Regions from separate parts of the Homo sapiens genome. Here region 1 is linked to region 2. Evidence: read pairs that join two places in POLR2A ChIA-PET (ENCODE). Cell type or tissue: HCT116. All regions are shown on one strand. Each heading gives the region's core, and the rest is flanking DNA. Links, peaks and the distances in the headings are about the cores only.

What was found. Peaks named below come from ENCODE experiments on the same cell type or tissue, not always from the same donor. Only the 100,000 strongest peaks of a DNase experiment are listed, where the experiment ranks them.
Region 1: POLR2A ChIA-PET joins it to region 2 with 5 read pairs; 2 of 35 experiments call an interaction of 5 or more read pairs at or near these places.

What each region holds. Positions count from the first base shown.
Region 1 is chr9:114,684,639-114,695,206 of GRCh38, forward strand. No RefSeq gene overlaps it. Among named protein-coding and RNA genes, the nearest start is that of TEX48, 7.7 kb to the left of the region's middle. RefSeq lists an enhancer at 5,934-7,133 and a silencer at 6,607-6,656. In HCT116, for the core only: no CTCF peak of the experiment used is centred there; a DNase peak (open chromatin) is centred at 6,603; H3K4me3 peaks cover 1,086 bases; H3K27ac peaks cover 318 bases.
Region 2 is chr9:115,503,634-115,514,201 of GRCh38, forward strand. No RefSeq gene overlaps it. Among named protein-coding and RNA genes, the nearest start is that of DELEC1, 370 kb to the left of the region's middle. In HCT116, for the core only: no CTCF peak of the experiment used is centred there; no DNase peak of the experiment used is centred there.

The DNA.
Region 1 (10,568 bases), core at 3,672-8,671, 820 kb before region 2:
AAATACTTAAAATCTTTGCATAAAGAAACTGCCTTCTGTTTGGGGTGGTTTACCATTCAAGCATGTATGGTGTGATTACTTTCTTCTCTTTGGGTCTGGGAGGGGAGATGGGCCAACAGGCTTCTGTATTAATTTCTGGTTCAGGTAGGGAATAATGAAATCTTGACCTGATGCACTGGGCTAAGACAAATGGGTGGATTTTTACTCTGGTGATTTCACAGTGGGTAAGTTCTGGGGTCCGAGTACCTGGGTGGGACGCTTGCCTTCCTAACTTAATGCATGACCTGGGCCATAGCCATTAACCCCTCTAATTCTCAGTTTCCTTAACTTTAAAATAGAAATAATAATAGAGTTGGTGTGAGGAGTAAATTAGACCAGCCATGGAAAGCTGTAAATGTAGTGCCTGCTAGAGAGGCAGCACTCAATAAATTTTCCTTATTATTATCTGGTGTTGAGAGTGAAGGATTAGCTTTCACACCTGTGGATGTGAAATCAGGGAATTCAATTTAGGTTTTCAAAAGTTTTATTTTGTTTATTTTTATTTTTATTATTTATTTATTTATTTGAGACAGATTCCCGCTCAGTCGCCCAGGCTGGAGTGCAGTGACTCTATCTCCGCTCACTGCAAGCTCTGCCTCCTGGGTTAACGCTGTTCTCCTGCCTCAGCCTCCCGAGTGGCTGGGACTACAGGCGCCCGCCATCACGCCCAGCTAATTTCTTTCTTTCTTTTTTTTTTTTTGTATTTTTTTTAGTAAAGACGGGGTTTCACCGTGTTAGCCAGGATGGTCGCGAACTCCTGACCTCGCGATCCGCCCGCCTCGGCCTCCTAAAGTGCTGGGATTACAGGCGTGAGCCACCGCGCCCAGCCTTGTTTTTAAATAAAGTCTCGATCTGTTGCCCAGGCTAGAGTGCAGTGACATGAACTCGGCTCACTGCAGTCTTGACCTCTTGGGCTCAAGCCATCCTCCCACCTCAGCCTCCCGAGTAGCTGGAACCACAGGCACACACCACCACGCCAGGCTAATTTTTAAATTTTGTGGAGAGGGGGTCTTGCCATGTTGCCTAGGCTAGTCTCAAACTCCTGTGCTAAAGCAATCTTCCCACCTCTGCTTCCCAAAGTGGTGGGATTATAGGCTGAGCCACTGTGTCTGGCCCAAAACTTTATTTTGAAATAATTACAAATGCACAGAGAGTTACAGAGGTAACTTTGTAGCTTTCTCTCTTTAGAGAGAAACAAAGAGGTAACTTTGTAACTTTCTCTCTGCAGACAGTTCCCATGAACCCATCCCCCAGCCTCCTCCAATGTTAACATCTTGCCTTACTATATTACAAGATCAAAATCGGAAATTAACATTGGCCCAATCTACAGAGCTTATTCAAAGTTCAGTCGTTATTCAAGTACTCATTTGTGTGTGTATGTGTATAGCTGCATGAAATTTTATTACATGTGTAGCTTCGTGTAACTACCACCACAATCACGGTACTTAACTGTGCCATCACCACAAGGTTCCTTTCTGCTTCCGCTTTATAGCCACACCCACTCCCTCTCCCCAACATTTCTAACCCCTGGAAACCACTAACCTGTTCTACATTCTATAATTGTCATTTCATGAATATTACATAAATGGACACATGCAGTATATATGTATATTTCTGAGGTTGGCTTTTCTCAGCACAACTTCCTTGTTCCTCATATACATGAGGAACATGTATCAGTAGTTAGCTCCTTTTTATTGCTGAGTAGTAATCCATAGTAATGCATGTACCAAAGATTTTTTGACCATTCGCCCATCGGAAGATATTTGGATGGTTTGCAGTTTTTGGCTATTACAGATAAAGCTACTGAGAACATTTGTGTACTAGTTTCTGGTGAAAATGTTTTCATTTCTGTATGATAAATGCCCAATTTACTATACAATTGCTGGATTGTATGGTCAATCAATTTTTAGTTTTAAAAGAAACTGCCATATTATTTTCCAGAGTGACTGTACCATTTTACATTTCCATAAACAATATATGAGTAATCACATTTCTCTGAATCCTCTCCAGGGTTGTTTTTTTTTTTTTTTTTTTTTTTTTTTCCACTATTTTTTACTTTTGTCATTCTTATATCTTGAGCCCAGGAGGTTGAGCCTGCATTGAGCCATGATCGTACCACTGTACTCCAGTGTGGGTGACAGAGCAAGACACGGTCTCAAAAGAAAAAAAAAAAAAAGAAAAAAAAATTTCACTGTATGGATATATCACATTTTGTTTATTCATTCATCTGTTGACAAATGTTTAGGTTGTTTTCACATTTTGGCTCTATGAATAATGCTGCTATGAATATTTGTGTGCAAGTTTTTGTGTGGATGGATATTTTTGTTTCTCTGGACTATATACCTAGAAGTGAAATTGCTAAGTCATATGATAATTCTATGTTTAACATTTTGAGGAATTGCCAAACTTTTTCCAAAGGTGCTGCACCATTCTGCAATGCTGCCAGCAATGTTTGAAGGTTCCAGTCTTTTCACATCCTTGATGACACTTTATACTGTCTGTCTTTTAAATTTCAGCCTAGTGTGTTTTAAGTATTATCTCATTGTGGTTTTGATTTGTATTTTCTTAATGACTAATGATGTTGAGCATCATTTTATGTATGTATTGGCCATTTTCATATCCTGTTAAGAGAAATGTTTATTCAAATCCTTTGCCCTTTAAGAAATTGAGTTATTTGTCTTTCTAGTGTTGAGTTTTAAGAGTTTTAAAAATATATTCTGTATACTAGACCTTTGTCAGATCTATGGATTGCAAATATGTCTTGCATTTTGTGGGTTATCTTTTCATTTGCTTAATAGTTATAGTGTCCTTTGAAGCAAAAAATTTTAAATTTTGATGTTAGATTTATCTTTTTTTTTTCTTTTGATGCTTGTGCTTTTGGTGTTACATCTAACAAACCAATTGTCGAACCCAAGGTCATAAAGATTTATTTACTCCTGTCTTCTTTTTTTTGAGATGGAGTCTCACTTTATTGCCCAGGCTGGAGTGCAGTGGCGCGATCTTGGCTCACTGCAACCTCCACCTTCTGGGTTCAAGCGATTCTTCCACCTTAGCCTCCCAAGTAGCTGGGATTACAGGGGCACACCACCATGCCTGGCTAATTTTGTGTATTTTTATTAGACACAAGGTTTCACCATGTTGGTCAGGCTCTTCTTGAACTCCCGACCTCAAGTTATCTACCTGCCTTGGCCTCCCAAAGTGCTGGGATTACAGGCGTGAGCCACCACACCTGGCCTAATTTACTCCTATGTCTTATTCTAAGAGTTGTATAGCTTTAGCTCTTACACGTAGGTGGATCATCCATTTAATTTTTGTATATGGTGTGAGGTGGGGTCCAACTTCATTGTTTTGCATGGAGCTAACTAGTTGTCCCAGCACCATTTGTTGAGAAGACAATTCTTTCCCCCATTACATGGTCATTGTACTCTTGTTGAAAATCAACTGATCATAAAGGTAAGAATTTAAATTTAGTTCTGAGCATGTTGCATTTGGCTCTAAAGGATACTCAAATGGAGGTTTCCAGAAAGATCAAAGGAGATATTGAGTGTGATAGATTGAACTGTTGTCCCCAATTCTTTATCCCTGCCTATGGTTATACCTTTGCCATGGCCTCATTGTGGACAGTATGTGTTTCCATGCTTTTGATTTTGGATTTGACTAAGTAACTTGCTTTGGCCAATGGCTTGTGGGCAGAAGAATAGTATTAGGGTTCTGAGCTTATGCCTTAAAGTTCCCCTATGCTGCCAATTATGATCTTGCTCTTCTGCCAGTGTCAAGAAAAAGTATGCCCCCCCTAACCTATTAGTCCCTGGAGGACAACGAGAAACATAGATCAGTCATTCCAGGCAAGCACCCAGCTAGGCCCAGCATTGACCCGCATGCTACTCACAGATAAGAAAGTGATGAAAACTGGGTGTTGTCACTGAATTTTTGGGTGGTTTGTTACACAGAGTGGATAAGTGAGATACAGGGCACAAGATCTCTTTATATCTACGAAGTACTGTCCATATGAGAGGGAGGACAGATCACTCACTCCCCTTTCTTCTTTTTTAAAAAACTTTTAGGTTCAGGGGTACGTGTGCAGGTTTGTTATACAGGTAAACTCACACCTTGGGGGTTTGGTGGACAGATTATTTCATCACCCAGGTGCTAAGCATAATACCTGATAGGTATTTTTTCTGATCCTCTCCTTCTCCCCACCCTCCACTCAAGTAGGCCCCAGTGTCTATTGTTCCCTTCTTTATGTCCATGTACACTCATTATTTAGCTCCCACTTATAAGTGAGAGCATGCAGTATTTGGTTTTCTGTTGCTGCATTCATTTGTTAAGGATAATGATCTCCAGCTCCATCCATATTCCTGCGAAGGACACGATCACATTCTTTTTTATGGTTGCATAGTATTTCATCATGCATATGTATCACATTTTCTTTATCCAGGCTACCACTGATGGACATTTAGGTTGATTCATGTTTTTGCTATTGCAAATAGTGCTTCAATGAACATAGATGTGCATGTGTCTTTATGATAGAATGATTTATGTTCCTTTGGGTATATACCCAGTGATGGGATTGCTGGGTTGAATGGTAGTTCTGTTTTTAGTTCTTTGAGGAATCACCACACTTTTCCATGATGGTTGAACGAATTTATTTCATTCCACCTTTGTTTTTGAACAAGAGCTCTAATCAATCAGAGATCTTGGGACATTTCCTAGGTGAAGACATTAGTGAAATATTTTCCTGCAGTGTGGGGCCCAGTCCCCTGATGAGAAGTGGGGAAATTTAAGGCCAAACATGGACATGACATTCTATAGCACTGGTTCACATCATGAAGGAATGACTCCCTTTTTAGTCCTTTCAATTACCTAAATTTAGCTGGATGCTACCCCCTCAGTAATGCCTCCAAACAGTTGCTGACCTCCCTCACAATAAAAAGAGAACAGCAGGCAGGCTCTGAGTCTTTGGCAGGTGATGGCATCAGGCTAGAAGTTAAGCTCATTGTTTTGTTTTTGTTATGTTTATTTTTGTGTTGATCTTTTCTATTTATGGTAGTGGTATGTACCTTTGTTTTAATGTAAAAGAATAATATGGTTTAAAGAAAAATATTAAGGAAATAAGAGTAGAGGTAATAGAGTCACAGTGATATGTGAATAAATGGGGTTTAGAAAACCTCTTTTGAGATACATCCTTGTGTTAGGGTTCTCCAAAAAACGGAACCACTAGGATCCTGCTTTCCTCTCTCTTTCTCTCTCTCTCCGTGTCTCTCTTGGTGTCTCTCTCTCGGTGTCTCTCTCTCGGTGTCTCTCTCTCTCTCGGTGTCTCTCTCTCTCTGTCTCTCTCTTTCAGTGTCTCTGTCTGTCTGTGTCTCTGTCTCTCTGTCTGTCTGTCTCTCTGTCTCTGTCTCTCTGTTTCTCTGTCTCTCTGTCTCTCTCTGTTTCTCTTTCTCTCTGTCTGTCTCTCTCTGTCTCTCTCCGTCTCTCTCTGTCTCTCTCCGTCTCTCTCCCTCCCTCTCCCTCCCCCTCCCTCCCCTCCCTCCCTCTTTCAGTCTCTCTCTCTCGACCTCTCTCTCTTTCTGTCTCCATCTATATGTATGTCTTATCATCTACAAGCTGGAAAGCCAATGGTGTACAATCCCGCGTTGAGTCCGAAGGCCTGAGGACTGTAAGTGCTGAGGGCAGGTGAAGGTGGATGTCCAAGTTAAGGCAGTCAGGCAGGGAGAAGTTGACTCCTCCCTTCCTCTGCCTTTTTGTTCTGTTCAGGCCTCCAACAGATTGGATGCTGCCCACCCCCATTGAGGAGGGCAAACCAGTTTACTTAGTCCACTGATTCAAAGGCTGATCTGTTCCAGACATACCCAGAAATAATGTTTAACCAGATAGCTGAACATTTCATGATCCTGTCAAGTTGACTTATACAATTAACTATCACAGCCATTGTATCCATGACCTATATACTAAAAGTTATGGGATGGTTTTTTGTTTCCCTCCTAAGAAGCTGTGGGAGGGCATCATTGTGGATGTAAACTCGTCACTTGTCCATGGTTTCTGAGCTGGAAATTTGGTTTATTCTTTCAAACTACTTCAGATTCTTGATTTCCAAGAATCCTAGCACCTAAGCTCTCTTCAAAGCCCCAAGGTGATTGTCACAAACAAAACCCTTCTGTGGCTCATACATAATTGATACTTATAAACCTTTTGGAAAAAAAATCATCCTCTGTAATGTAATTTCCCATTCTAAAAATAGGCTTGACTTTTGGATTTCTGCTTAATAAAAATATATTTTTCGATTACACTGGAGACAGAGAAAAAAATTTCCAGTATCAGTTTGAGGCTTGTGAGAAAATGGAGAGAAGACAAGTTTCACTGCTCTTGTTGAAGGCTTTGTATTAAAATTTTGCCACAGTGGCTGAGTTCTGAGTGTGGTGGGGCTGGGGAGGAAGGAAGAGTGAACACTGTCACCAGTCATTTAAGATGTCATTTATTACTCAGATCTGACCCCAAATGCGAAGGCTGCAGCAGGGAGATGAAGCTGGCATCGCTGTACACGTTTGTGGTTAAGGAGCGCATCTCTGAAATTCTATGGTTTCTCTGAGTAATCACTGAATCATCTCTTTATTACAGTGAAACTTCACAGTGCCATTATTTGCTGTGGAGCGAAGCTAGAGAGCATCACTCTGAGGCTTCTTGGGCAGCATTGGAAAGGGCTTAGGTTCCGAAGAGGTGGTGCCCGTCCCTTTCTAAGGCTCTCTCCCCCAATAGATGGCCCAAGGAACAGTGTTACAGTGCAGGTCATCTCTCAGGAGCACTTGGTGGGCATTCCTCTTGGTGCTGTGTTTTGTGCTTCCCTTTTGGAAGAGAAGGAGGAAGGAGCCGCCGCAGTGTAGGGCAGCATGTGATTCAGAGTCAATATGGCTTCCCTTTCCTTCCACACATGCTTTCTTGTCACCAAGTCATCTGGAATGTCCATGGCCAAACATACTACCCACCCCTAGTTGGATTCAGACTTCTGCCTTTCCCATGCAGGGCAAATCACTTTCCTTCTCTGAGTCTCATTTGCTCATCTTTAAAATGACACCCACAATTCCCACCTTGCTCAGGGCAAAAAGAGCTGGCATGTATGAAGTTACATTTTGAACTGCATGGTGTGCTGTATCTTGGAAAGACTTCTGTGCCTTCCCCGATGACACACTGTGCTGTCTTTCGGTAGCCACCCACCTCTCTATGCTTTTGTGCTCATGAAGCTCAAAAGCTTCTTCATGATGATTCTATACTGAGCCTTATAACTGATTTCAAGACAGTGTGCTAATTTTCAGAGATATGGAAGAAATTTTTTTTTTCTTTTGTTTGTTTTGAGACAGGGTATTGCTCAGTTGCCTAGGCTGAAGTGCAGTGGCACTATTATGGCTCACTGCAGTCTCTTCTTCCCTGGCTCAAGTGGTCCTCCCACCTCAGCCTCCTGGGTAGCTGGAACTAAAGGCATGCACCAGCACACTGGGCTAATTTTTTCTATTTTTTGTAGAGGTGGAGTCTCACTATGGTGCCTAGGCTGGTCTCTAACTCTGGGACTCAAGCAATTCTCCCACCTCAGCCTCCCAAAGTGCTGGGATTATAGGCTTGAGCTGCTGCGCTTGGCCAGAGGAGATTATTTCTTAAGATTGTTCTGATGAAACCCTAAAAAGTGAAATCAACATTCTCAGAAACCAATAAAATAAGACAAATCTTCTGGCTTTGGCAGGGATGTGGGAAACTTACAGGAAAAATTATGGGTTTGCCAATGAAAATCATCTAGACACTGTGGGTTAAGGAATCTGTGGGACCACCTTGCCCAAATATATGCAGGAATCATTTTATTGATTGATTGATTGATTGATTTTTGAGCCTGAGTCTCCTGTCGCCCAGACTGAAGCTCAGTGATGTTATCTTGGCTCACTGCAACCTCCACCCTTGGGGTTCAAGTGATTCTACTGCCTCAGCCTCCTGAGTAGCTGGGATTACAGGTGCCTGCCACCACGTCTGGCTACTTTTTGTATTTTTAGTAGAGACAGGGTTTCACCATGTTGTTCAGGCTGGTCTCAAACTCCTGACCTCAAGAGATCCGCCCGTTCGGCCTCCCAAACTGCTGGGATTACAGGCGTTAGCCACTGTGCCTGACTGGCAGAAATCATTTTAAGGAAAGTAAGCATAATAGTAACATTTGTGACATTAACTATGTGTAAGACACTGTGCCAAGTGCTTTGCTGTGGAGACAACTATCTAAGATGAAATCCCAGCTCACCGTATGTTAGCTGTGTGACCTTAGATGACTTATGTGGCTTCTCTGAGCTTCAGTGTCCATGCCTGTAAGTGGCATGGTAATGCCTAATGGCTTTTTGAGGATGCATTGAAACATTGAACTCAAAGTTTTAAGCACAGAGTAAACACTCAATACCTAATGTTGCTGTTTTGTTGTTATAATTCATGCATTTCTTACAAAATTCAGGACAGTCGTGAATTTTGTGGCAGATAGAGCATTCTGAGGGCCCTGGGCTTCAGTGCTATTTTGAATTTTTTTTTTCCTCAAGGGGAGAGATAAGTACACTTGAGGTTTAGAGTAAAAGTAAGAGGATTCTTGAGTTGTAAATTACGTAAGTCTGATTTATCAAATATAAAGTGGGAAGTTTCTTTCATTGCAGAACTATAAAGATTTATAGGACTTTTAGAAAGCTGTAATTACACTCTGAGTAAAGGTTTCTTTCCTCTTTATAAAGTACACATATGGGCTATGTAATTTGATGATGGTAAATTAAAATGTAGTTTTCTCTATTCCTACTCCAAACAGGACCATATAAATGTTGCCTGGCTGGATTTTGACTATCAGACCACTCCCTTTCCATATCTTTTTGGGTCTCTGCTTCCTTAGATGGAGTCCCAGGCAGGAGTTGAGCAACATAATTGGATCTTTGTTCTCTGACCTCTACTGGGTGCTTGAGGGTTATAGCTAGAGGCCTTAATGGACTAGATGCCTGCACCAGACAGCTGCTTCTATGTAACTTGAAAAGCAGCAAGAGCGAGCCCAGGCAGATCTTTTTCCAACACAAGTTTCTGCTAGGTGTTGGCCTTTTTGTTCACTAAATAGCTTCAGACTGAAGGGGCAATGTCACCTAGGTGTGTAAATAGGTTCATCTTTGCTAGCATCTGATGGAAGGCCAACCCCTTCAAAATCTTCACTTTGATTTCTAGCAAGGAAAGAGCCAGGAGGAGCTTAAGAGCCCATGCGGACTAACTCTCCCTTGCTCCCACTGTATAGATAGGAACACTGAGGTCCCCGAGAAGGAAACATTTTGCCCACGGTCACAAGTTGAGTCCCTGGTTGAGCTGCGATATGGACCTACGTCTGTTTGATCCCAAACCTGTCTGCACTTGCAGCAAGACTTCTAATTGTTTCCCAGTTTCCTTTCACCACTTCTCCCTTAATAATAGAACTTGCAATTTGTGGCTGGAAATGTAACTGTCTGGAATAAAGACCATTATTTTCCAATCTTCTCTGCAGTGGAGGCAGCTGTGAGACTGAGTTCTTGCCAATGACAAATAACTGATAGCATCCTATGTGACTTCTGGAAACATTCTTTTGTCCTTCCTCCTTCCTGCTAGCTGGAATGTAGAGGTGATTTATTGCCACAATAATGCTTAGTAATAAATACAAAACCTCAGTGGCTTATGGCAATGCCTGTTTCTTGCTCTTGTGCCCGGGATGGCCGGCCAGTTCTGCTGAAATTGGTTGGGGTTGGTCATACATCAGGGCAGTTGGCTGGCTACTGGATGGTCTATAATGGGCATGGCTGGGACAACTGGGTGACTTGACCCTGGTTCATGTCTCTCATCTTCCAGCAGGCTGGCTTATGCCCATGGAAGAGGCTACAAGGGATAAATAGGAACATGCTAGTAATTTTTCTTGCCTCTGCTTGTGCCATGTTCTCTGATTTTCTGCTGGCTAAAACAAGAAACATGGCTAGGGCCCAGAGACAGAGTAGGAGGACACCTCACTTTTATATCTATGTCATGGGTGTAGGGTAGAAGGAAAGCTGGGGCCTTAATGGATCCAATCTATTGTTGATGGATGACTGAATGAATGGAGGGATGGATGGAAAGGCAGCGAAAAAAGGCAGACAGGGGAGGAAGTTCTCTTGACCGTGTCCAATACAGGGGGAAAGTAAGCACTAGAGAGCAGTTTCCCATGGCTCTACGGTTCTCTGAGACCCTCCTGGCTTGGAGACTGCGCATGGCACACGGGGGTGCTTGGAGCTTGTGGGGTGTTTATTTCATGACTTGCTTCTCTGTTGGGGAACCTTTGCTTCTGAGTGAGTCATTGCGAAAGGCTTCTTAAGCTTCACTTTCAGGTTGGGAAGAGTCTATTTTGGAGATGAGAAGCCTTTTCAGAGGTCCTGAGCTTATAACATGAAAACAGTTGTGCTGTGGCCTGAGAACTGAACTGAGAAGCAAGGGACATGTGTTTCAGTCCCACCTCTGCCAACTCAGGAAAAAAACAAAAGCAA
Region 2 (10,568 bases), core at 3,005-8,004:
AGCTTATATAAACCATATTATTTAATCAAAACACACAAAATAAACAAAAATAAAACATAATCAAATATGTTGACAATTTGAAAACATACATCTAAATAACTTAGATTACAAAGAAAAATATTACAGAAATTTTAGTATGCTTACAACTGCATGATTGGAATACAACTTAAACAAAATAGTGGAATCCAATTAAAAGCAGGGCTTAGTGACTAATTCATTGTTTTTTATGCTTTTATTACAAAATAAGAAAGACTTAAATTTAAGAAAAAATTAGAAGAGATTTGCAGGAGGCCATTATCCTTAGCAAACTAACACAGAATCAGAAAACAAATACTGCATGTTCTCCCTTGTAAGTGGGAGCTAAATGATGAGAACACATGGACGCATAGAGGGGAACAACACACACTGGGGCATATCGAAGGATGGAGGGTGGGAGGAGAAAGAGGATCAGGAAAAATAACTAATGGGAACTAGGCTTAATACTTGGGTGATGAAATAATCTGTAAGCCTGGGGGCAGTGGCTCAGTCCTGTAATCCCAGCAATTTGGGAGGCCGAGTTGGGCAGCTCACCTGAGGTCAGGAGTTAGAGACCAGCTTGGCCAACATGGTGAAACCCCGTCTCAACTAAAAATACAAAAATTAGCCAGGTGTGGTAGCAGGCACCTGTAATCCCAGCTACTTGGGAGACTGAGGCACGAGAATTGCTTGAACCCAGGAGGCGGAGGTTGCAGTGAGCTGAAATCCTACCACTTCACTCTAGCCTAGATGACAGTGAGACTCTGTCTCTCAAAAAAAAAAAAAAAAAAGAAAGAAAAGAAAAAGAAAAATAGTCTGTACTGCAAACCCCCATGACACAAGTTTACCTTGTAACAAACCTGCACATGTATCACTGAACTTAAAATAAAAGTTAAAAAAGAAAGTATTTGCTCAACTATAGGCCAGGTGGTTCATGCCTGTAATTCCAGCATTTTGAGAGGCTGAGGTGGGAGGATCATTTGAACCCAGGAGTTAAAGACCAGTCTTGGTAACGTAGGGAAAACTATGTCTCTACAAAATATTAAAAATTTAGCTCGGTGTGGCGATGCACACCTGTAGTCCCAGCTACTCAGGAGGCCGAGGTGGGAGGATTGCTTGAGTCTGGGAGGTTGAGGCTGCAGTGAGCCATGATCATCCCACTGTACTACAGCCTGGGCAACAGAATGAGACCCTACCTCAAAATATATATAATAAAAAATAAAAGAAAAGGAGAAAAAATAACAACAGAATTAAACAAAAAAGAAGCTAGAATAAAAAAAAATCAGAAAATACTATAGAGCAAAATTACAACCTAGTCTCAGATAAGCCAGAAGTTTTCTTTTTTTCTTTTCTTTTTTTTTTTTGAGACAGAGTCTCACTCTGTCACCCAGGCTGGAGTGCAGTTGCTGGATCTCCACTCACTGCAAGCTCCGCTTCCCAGGTTCATGCCATTCTCCTGCCTCAGACTCCTGAGTAGCTGGGACTACAGGCCCCCACCACCACGACCGCCCAATTTATTTTGTATTTTTAGTAGAGACGGGGTTTCACCGTGTTAGCCATGATGGTCTCGATCTCCTGACCTCATGATCCGCCTGCCTCGGTCTCCCAAAGTGCTGGGATTACAGGCTTGAGCCACCGCACCCGACCAAGCCAGAATTTTTAAAAATAATATATAGTATTTAAATGTGTGAGTATGTAAAATGAGTTAAACAATTAGAAGGCTTCACAAATCTTTTAATTAGCATTTTGTGCTATTTAACAATCATTTTATTATTATTATTATTGTTACTTTTCAAATTTTTTTTAGATTCAGAGGGTACATGTGCAGGTTTGCTGCCTAGGTATATTGCATGATGCTGAGGTTTGGGGTACAAATGATTTCATCATCCAGGTATTGAGCATAGTACCCAAGTTTTTCAAATTTTTCTCCTTCCTTCCCCACTCTAGTAGTCCCTAGTGTCTATTGTTGCCATCTTTATGTCCCTAAATACCCAATGGTTAACTCCCAATTATAAGTGAAAACATGTGATATTTGGTTTCTGTTCCCGTGTTAGTCTGCTTAGGATAGTGACCTCCAGCTGCAGCCATGTTGCTGCCAAGCACCTGATTTCATTCTTTTTTAAGACTGTGTAGTATTCCATGGCGTATATGTACCACATTTTCTTTATCCAATTCACTCTTGTTAGGTACCTAGGTTAATTCCATGTCTTTGCTATTATGAATAGTGCTGTGATGAACATGTAAGTACATGTGTCTTCTTTGTTTTCTTTTGGGTATATACACAGTAATGGCACTGCTGGGTTGAATGGTAGTTTGAAATTTCTTGAGAAATCTCCAAACTACCTTCTACAGTGGCTGAACTAATTTACATTTCCACCAAAAATGTATAAGCATTCCCCTTAATCCACAGCCTTGCCAACATCTGTTGATTTTTGACTTTTTAATAGTCATTCTGACTGGTGTGACATGATATCTCGTGGTTTTAATTTGCATTTCTCTGATGATTAGTGATGTGGAGCATTTTTTCACATGTTGGCCACTTGAATGTCTTCTTTTGAGAAGTGTCTGTTCATGCCTTTTGCCTATTTTTAAAGGAATTTTGTTGTTTTTGCTTGTTCAATGAAGTTTTTATTTTGCTTGTTTAAAGGAATGAGGAATGGTATAATTACTTGCATAAAGAATTGTCTAAATTCCTTATAAATTCCGCATATTAGACCTTTGTCAGATGCAAAGTTTGCAAATATTTTCTCCTGTTCTTTAGGATGTCTGTTTACTCTGTTGATAGTTTATTTTACTGTGCAGGAGCTCTTTAATCAGCTACCACTTGTCAATTTTTGTTTTTGTTGCAATTGCCTACAAGGACTCAGTCATAAATTATTTCCCAAGGCTGATGTCCAGAATGTTGTTTCCTAGATTTTCTTCTCGGATTCTTATAGTTTGAGAGGTCTCACATTTAAATCTTTAATCCATCTTGAGTTAATTTTTGTGTGTGGTGAAAGGTAAGGGTCCAGTTTCATTCCTCTGCATGTGACTCCTTGCTCATTTTTGTCAACTTTGTCAAATATTAGATGGCTGTATGCGTGTGGCTTTATTTCTGGGTTTTCTATTCTATTCCACTTGTCTATGTGTCTGTTTTTGTACCAATACCATGCTCTTATGGTTACTGTAGCCTTATAGTATAGTTTTAAGTCTGGCAATGTGAGGCCTCTGGATTTGTTCTTTTTGCTTAGGATTGCTTTTGCTATTTGACTCTTATTTTCCATACTGATTTTAGCATAGTTTTTATGATTTCTGTGAAAAATAACACTGGTAGTCTCATAAGAAGAGCACTGAATTTATAGATTGCTTTGGGCAGTAAGGTTATTTTAATGATATGAATTCTTCCAATCTATGAGCAGAATGCCTGGTGAAATGTTTGGGTGCATAGTAGAGAGGGACCCCCTGCACCAGAATCTTTGCACAAGAAGGATGAGGTGGCTTAGGCTGCTGATCCAGGTGAGCTGGTGCTCTGAATGTCTGGGGACCTTCTGAGAAGGAGTGAAGAGGGTCCTGGTGCATCACAATCTATGTCCCAGAAGGATGATGCAACTCAGGCTGCTGAACCCAATGAGCAGGTGCTACAAATGCCTGGAGATCCACCTGGGCATGAAGCAGAGAGGGCCCCACTATACCACAATCTCAGGAGAGCAGGGTAGGGCATCCAGCAATGGCACATGCAGATCAGTTTCAGGTTACCAAGCTAGCCCTGCCTGCAAGTGTTATTGCCCAGGAAGAACCACAGCTGTAAGCAGCTCTCCTCCAGCTCTTAGGGAGGAGAGAACAATTCTAGTGCCTACTGCTGAAGCATTTTCCACTGTCCTGGTTGTAGAGGCCCCTAGCCCACTCCAGAGCAGATGCTCAAATCTCTGAGCCAAGACTAAAGTGCCTGTGCAAGTAAGCAACTGGGTTGCCAAGGCTGTAGGCACCCACATTAAAAATCATGTCCTGCCTGCAGACCCAGGTCTGGAAAAATGTCTGTAGCTTTTCCCAGAGTCTTTCCCTCACAGCATCTCCAAGACTCTTCCTAAGTTTTTTCCAGGGCTTGGGAGAAACAAAATGCTCTCCCTCAGCCTGGGTTGCTCATATCCCCAGTGGAAAGGTACGTCACAGAAAGAGGCTGTCTGTTTCTCTTACATACTGAGCCTTCAATCATTTTATCAACTGGACACCATCACAGGGGCTGTTTGCCAGCATTCTCCTCTCCGGCATCTGGGGTGTCCTTTACAATTCCAGTGGGTTCCCATTTTTCTTGAATTAAAGCTCACAGTGTTGATCTTTATGTGCTATCTTGCTATCTCGCTATCTCCAAGAGGCAGAGGCATGCTGAAAGCCTCTAGTTTGCCATCTTGGAGAAAGAATAAAAACAGAGTTTGTTTCTTTACATAATTAAAACCAAATCATAGCAAGATTGGACGTGAAAGTGTAAGAGAAGAAAGAGAAAGGAGAAATAAGTAAATGATACTAAAGAGAAAAAGGACTTAATGACGCATGCTATAAATTTTTAAATGAAAGTGTTGTATGAACTTTCAGCTAGTAAATTGTACACCTAGGAAAGGAAATAGGTGTACACTGCAGCCGGGCTCAGTGGCTCACGCCTGTAATCCCAGCACTTTGGGAGCCTGAGGCGAGTGGATCATGAGGTCAGGAGTTCAAGACCAGCCTGGCCAACATGGTGAAACCCCATCTCTATTAAAAATACAAAAAAAGTAGCTGGACGTTGTGGCAGGTGCCAGTAATCCCAGCTACTCAGGAGGCTGAGGGAGGAGAATCTCTCAAACCTGGGAGGTGGAGGTTGCAGTGAGCCAAGATTGCCACTGCACCACTCCAGCCTGGGCGACAGAGTGAGACTCTGTCTAAAAAAAAAAAATAAAAAAGAAAATAGATGGACACTTGCATAATGTAAATTACTAAGGAGACTAGAGAAGAAAAAGATAATCTAAATGTATTTATAAAAATTAGAAATTGGCTCAGAATTTTTCTATCAACGAAAAGAAAAAAATAAAGCGTTTTGGGTTTCCTTGCTTTTATTATTTTTAATTTACACATAATAATTGTACATATTTATCGGGTAATGTGTGGTATTTCAATGCATGTGTACAATGTGTAGTTCAAATCAGAATAATTAGCACAACTATCACTTCAAAATTTATTATTTTTTAAAAAAACCGTTTAATAGGCAAATTTACCAATAGTTATGTAACAGATGGTTGTGATTTTATATAGTCTTTCAGATACTGGATAAAAAGAGAGAACTTTTCCTTTTTCATTTCAAAATAATATATCTTAATAAAAGTAGACAGAGCACTTTCAGAATATTCATATTCATGCACAGATATAAAAATATCAAAGCATTCATAATCTAAACCTAGCATAAATCTATTACCACTAATCCAGATGGCAAAGTTGATTTCAACATTATAAAATCTATTAAGATATCTTTATCAAATTGATCTATTAAAGAGAAAAGTAAATATCAATAGATTTAGAAAAAATATTTATACAACTCAACCTCCATTTGTGAATAACAACATCGACTCTCCAGAGGGCAGTATTTTCCTAGGAAGTAAATCCACTTAGTCTGAAAGGATATTGTAGCAGTCAGTACAGGTTAGGTTACATAGTCCATCGTGACAAATAGGACCCAAATCTCTGTGACTTAAAACTTCATGATTTATTTATCCCTTACACTAAATATCCAGTAGAAATCAGCGGGGACCTCTGCTCACTGTATGTCCTTGGGGACTCAGGCTGAAGAAGCAACAACTTTTGGATATTACTAGTCACCATGTCAGAGGAAAGAGGACTCTGGAGAGTCTCAAATGGGCAAGTAATGCTCTGATCTAGAAGTGAGACACATTTTTCTGCTTACTACTTATTGGCTGGAATTAGTAATATGGTCTTGGGTAATTAGGGTAGGCTAGGAAGTTTACCCAATCATGTACCGAGAGAATGGATAATTTTTTCTTTTTTCTTTCTTTTTTTTTGACGGTGTCTCTCTCTGTCGCCAGGCTGGAGTGTAGTGGCACGATCTCGGCTCACTGCAACCTCCGCCTCCTGGGTTCAAGTTATTCTCCTGACTCAGCCTCCCGACTAGCTGGGACTACAGGCGCACACCACTACACTCAGATAATTTTTGTATTTTCAGTAGAGATGGGGTTTCACCATGTTGGCCAGGATGGTCTCAATCTCTTGACCTCGTGATCCCCCACCCTCAGCCTTCCAAAGTGATGGGATTACAGGCATGAGCCACCGCACCTGGCCAAGAATGGATAATTCTTTACATTTAGACTCACTAACTATAAACAACTCACACAGGACTCACAAGAACTCACTAAGGACCCACATAGCCAGCTACCAAAACTGTATAGCTACCTTCATGCTTAGTGGCAAAATGTTAAAACCTTTTTCCATAAATCCAAGAACCAGACAGGGTTTAACATTATAATAGAGATCCTAACCAGCTCATCAAGGCAAAATTAATGAATTAATTAATTACACTAATAACTAATATATATTCTTTATGTATGAAATCCAAAACAAATAAATTAACAAATAAAATTAATAACAAAGTAGAACAAGCTTGCTTAATGTAAGATTTATATACAATACTCGATAGATTTCTTGTACCAGGAAAAGTTAGACACTTTAGTTAGAAATACTATTTCCTAATAGTAAATAGATGAGGTACCTAGGAATGAATCTAACACATGATGTGCAAGATCTTTTGTGTAGAAAGTTAAAAAAAATAACTTGTATCACAAAAGATTTTTTAAAAGTCCTAAGTGGAGAGACATGACATATTCATAGAAACAAACTACTGAAGATATTAATTCTTCCCAGGTTGATAGATAGATTTAATGCAATACCAATAAATATCTCTGCAGGATTTTCTTTTTTGTGGAAATGATGGGTGAATCCCGAAATTTATATCAAAGGGCCAGGAGCTTGTCTTAACTTTAAAAACAAGACAGGGAAACTTGTTCAGGCATATAAATGAGTTGTTTAAAGCCATAATAATGAAGGCATTTTACATTTCTGCAGGTATAGACAAATAAACAAATGAAATCACATAGAAAGCTAAGCAATGAAACAGGCATTTACGTAAACAGTATATACCAATAATGACGTTGTAGAGCAATAAAGGAAAGCCTGACTAATTCAATGAGGCTTAATGTTGACTTTTCATACAGAAAATTTTAAAATAATGTTTCCTTATATAACACGCAAACACTAATTAAAAACTACAAGTTTAGAAAAGAGAAATATATATGTGCCTGTGGGGTATGCAAATAAGAAAAGCTGTTACACACAAAAGCAAATCATAAAGAAAAAGACTAATAAGTCTAACTGCATTTTAAAAATAAGAGCTTCTGTTAATCAACAGACATCATAGAGTGCCAGTGCCCCCCACACATTTGGAGAATGTATTTGCAACATTCAACAATGTTGCAACACAACAAATAAAGTGTTAGTATATAGAATATATAAAGTATAATGCATGTAACCATATATAAAAGTTAACAAAGACATTGACATTTTGTAGAAACAGGAGCATGAACAACCAATAAACATTTGAAAAATGCTTGTTCTCATCAGTTATAAGGGAAATACCAAATAAAATGGCATAAGATTACCATTTCACACTCTTGTGACTGGTGAAAAAGAAAGTACAATGATACTGATTGTTGTAAAAGGTGTAGAGCAATAGCAACTTTCATATGCTGCTTATGGAATGTACATTGGTCCAAATATATCGAAAAATAAATTGGTATTGTCTACTAAATTTCAAAAATTCCTACAACCAAGCAATTAGATTCCTATGAATATCACCTAAATAAACTTGCACATGTATACCAGGAAATGTTCTACAAGCATGTTTCCAACAACGTTGATTTTACTAGCAAAAAACTGGAAGCATCTTAAATCCCCATCATCAGTAGAACTGACATACTGTAAAATAGTAATTGCATTACATACTATGCAGCAGAAAGAACATACAGCAACAGTACAAAAAAATAGGTTAATTTCAAAACAAGATTGATTGAAAGTAGTATTTCATGAGAAAATATTTGCAGTATGATCTCCTTTATGTTTATACCACAATAAACAGAGGAATATTTGTGAAAAAAATCTATCCAGAAAAACAAGATATAATTAACATAAAATTCAAAATAGTGGTCACCTCTGAAGGCTGGGAGAATGATAATGGAATGCACATGGCAGGGCCACATAGGCAGCTCCAAAGGTTCTTTAACATTCTATTTCTTAAGCCGGGTGGAGTATATATGGCTCCTGGTTTTCTTAGTATTTCTTTTTATATCCATCCATCCATCCATCTATCCATGTATCCATGGATCTGTGTATCAATCTATCCAGCTATCCGTCTATTCATTTATCTACCTGTCTTGGTCCATTTGGGCTTCTATAACAGAATACCAAAGATGGAATCATTTATAGACAACAGATATTTACTTCTTACAGTTCAGGATCAAGGCACTGGCAGATTTAGAGTCTGGTGAAGGCCTGCTTTCTGGTTCATGCACAACTATATTCTGTGTCTTTACATGGTGGAAGGAGAGAGGGAGCTTTCTGGTGTCCTTTTTAGAAGAGCAGTAATCCCATTTATGAGGGCTCCTAATTACCTCTCAAAGATTCTATTTTCAAATACAGTTGCATTGGGTATTAGGTTTCAACATATGAATGGGGGAGGCAAACATTCAGTTTATAGTGCTATCTATCTATCTATCTGTCTATCTATCTATCTATCTATCATGTAGCTAACTAGCTAGCTAGCTTACATGTATTTTTCTATATAAGATATAGAGTATTTCATAAGAAAAAATAAAATTTGGGTAGGATTTTGGCAACAAATAGATAAAGGATAAAAGAAAAATCTGGAGAATTTCACAGGCAAAGGCACTGATGCGTGAAAGGCATTTATGTAAATAAGCATGTACTTTTGAAGAATGACATCTAATTCAAGTATGTATTCTTGATGTTAGAAAAAGTTTCAGAGTCAACTGAAAGGCAGGCAAAAGCACTGCTGTTTAGATATGTGGCTCCTTTAGGGTGGCAAATTGAAGACAAATTCCCTTGTATTATTTTCCCTTTCCTGGATATTTAGCCATTTCACTCTCAGGGAAAGGGAGGATCTTAAGAGAGGTACAAGTGGACTGCAGTCCCAGGAGCTGTAGCTTGTCTGGGGGGAGAAGCACAGAGCTGCATGAACAGGGCCTTGCTCAGGTTGGCATCACTAATGTGTAACCCGTTGCATGGACATGTAATGTGGCATTAGTAATGTACTTACTGCACTGCCTGGCACACAGTTGTGCTCATGAAATATTTGGGGTATGAATGAATGAATAAAGCCTTTGACAATGAGGAGTCATGGGAACACGTCTCCTTTGTTGATGCTGTCTCCTTCTCCTTTTTCTTTTTTTGGTTATTTTCGCTTTGGCTAGAGAAACTTTATAACATTTTTCCCCTTTCCTTTTCAGTAGCTGGTAGGGGTGGGAAGACTCGAGGAGGTCCAAGACTAACTGTGAATGGGCCTGATTTCCAATGATCCTTGCAGAGTGCTGACAGATGTCTGACATGAGAGTGAGATTGAAGAAGCTGCCAGCTGGAGCCAGTAGCCAACCTCCTTTTCTGTGGAAATCTCCATAGATGGTGGCAGATCAGATGTCACCGCATACAGGCTCTACGCTCTTTCCTCTCCTCTCATTACCCCTCATTTCTCCAGCTCACATCTCCTTCTACCCTCTATCTGCTTATTCTCCTTTGCTTATGCTTTTTCAATGAACCATTTTTGTACCTTTGCTTTGCTCAATTTCTTCTTGTACTCTTTGGACCATTATTTCTCTTTTTGGCCTAGAGGATCTATAAGAAACTAGGAGTATGGTTGAGGCAACATGACTTGATTATAAATCTCATGCTTTTGAGAGTTCAATTTTTCCACCTGTAGTGTAATTTCCTTCTAGATTTAGTTTCCTCTCATTTTTGAATTTTATTATAGTTTATCTTTAACAGAAATATAATGCAAGTTCATTATAAATGAAATTCAGAGAGGCATAAAAGAGAAAAACTATAAAAATCATCCAGACAGGGCAGCTCTTTATGTATTTGGGGGGGATATTATTCTTCTAGTCTTTGTCTGCTTTTTACTATTATTTTTCCTTTTGGAAATTAAGGGCACCAATCACTTCATATTCTTCCTTTTCAGGCTGTAACTAGTGTAAGAAAGAAGCAGGAGTGAAACGTGGAGCTAATAAAAATAGAGGCTCGATAGTTTCCAACTTGTGAGGCTTCTTTATAAGGCAGAATTGGAGAATGTGGCTGGGAACTGAAGTCAATTGTCCTCTGATAACCTGACCAGCAAATCTATGCTTCCAGACCTACTGTGAGGAGTATTAGATCTGATTATACTGCACTCACCTCACTACCTGCATGGAAAATAGTACTTGCCTTAGAAACACAGAATAAAGAGCAGGGGACAGAGGGTGAATAGCAGGAGT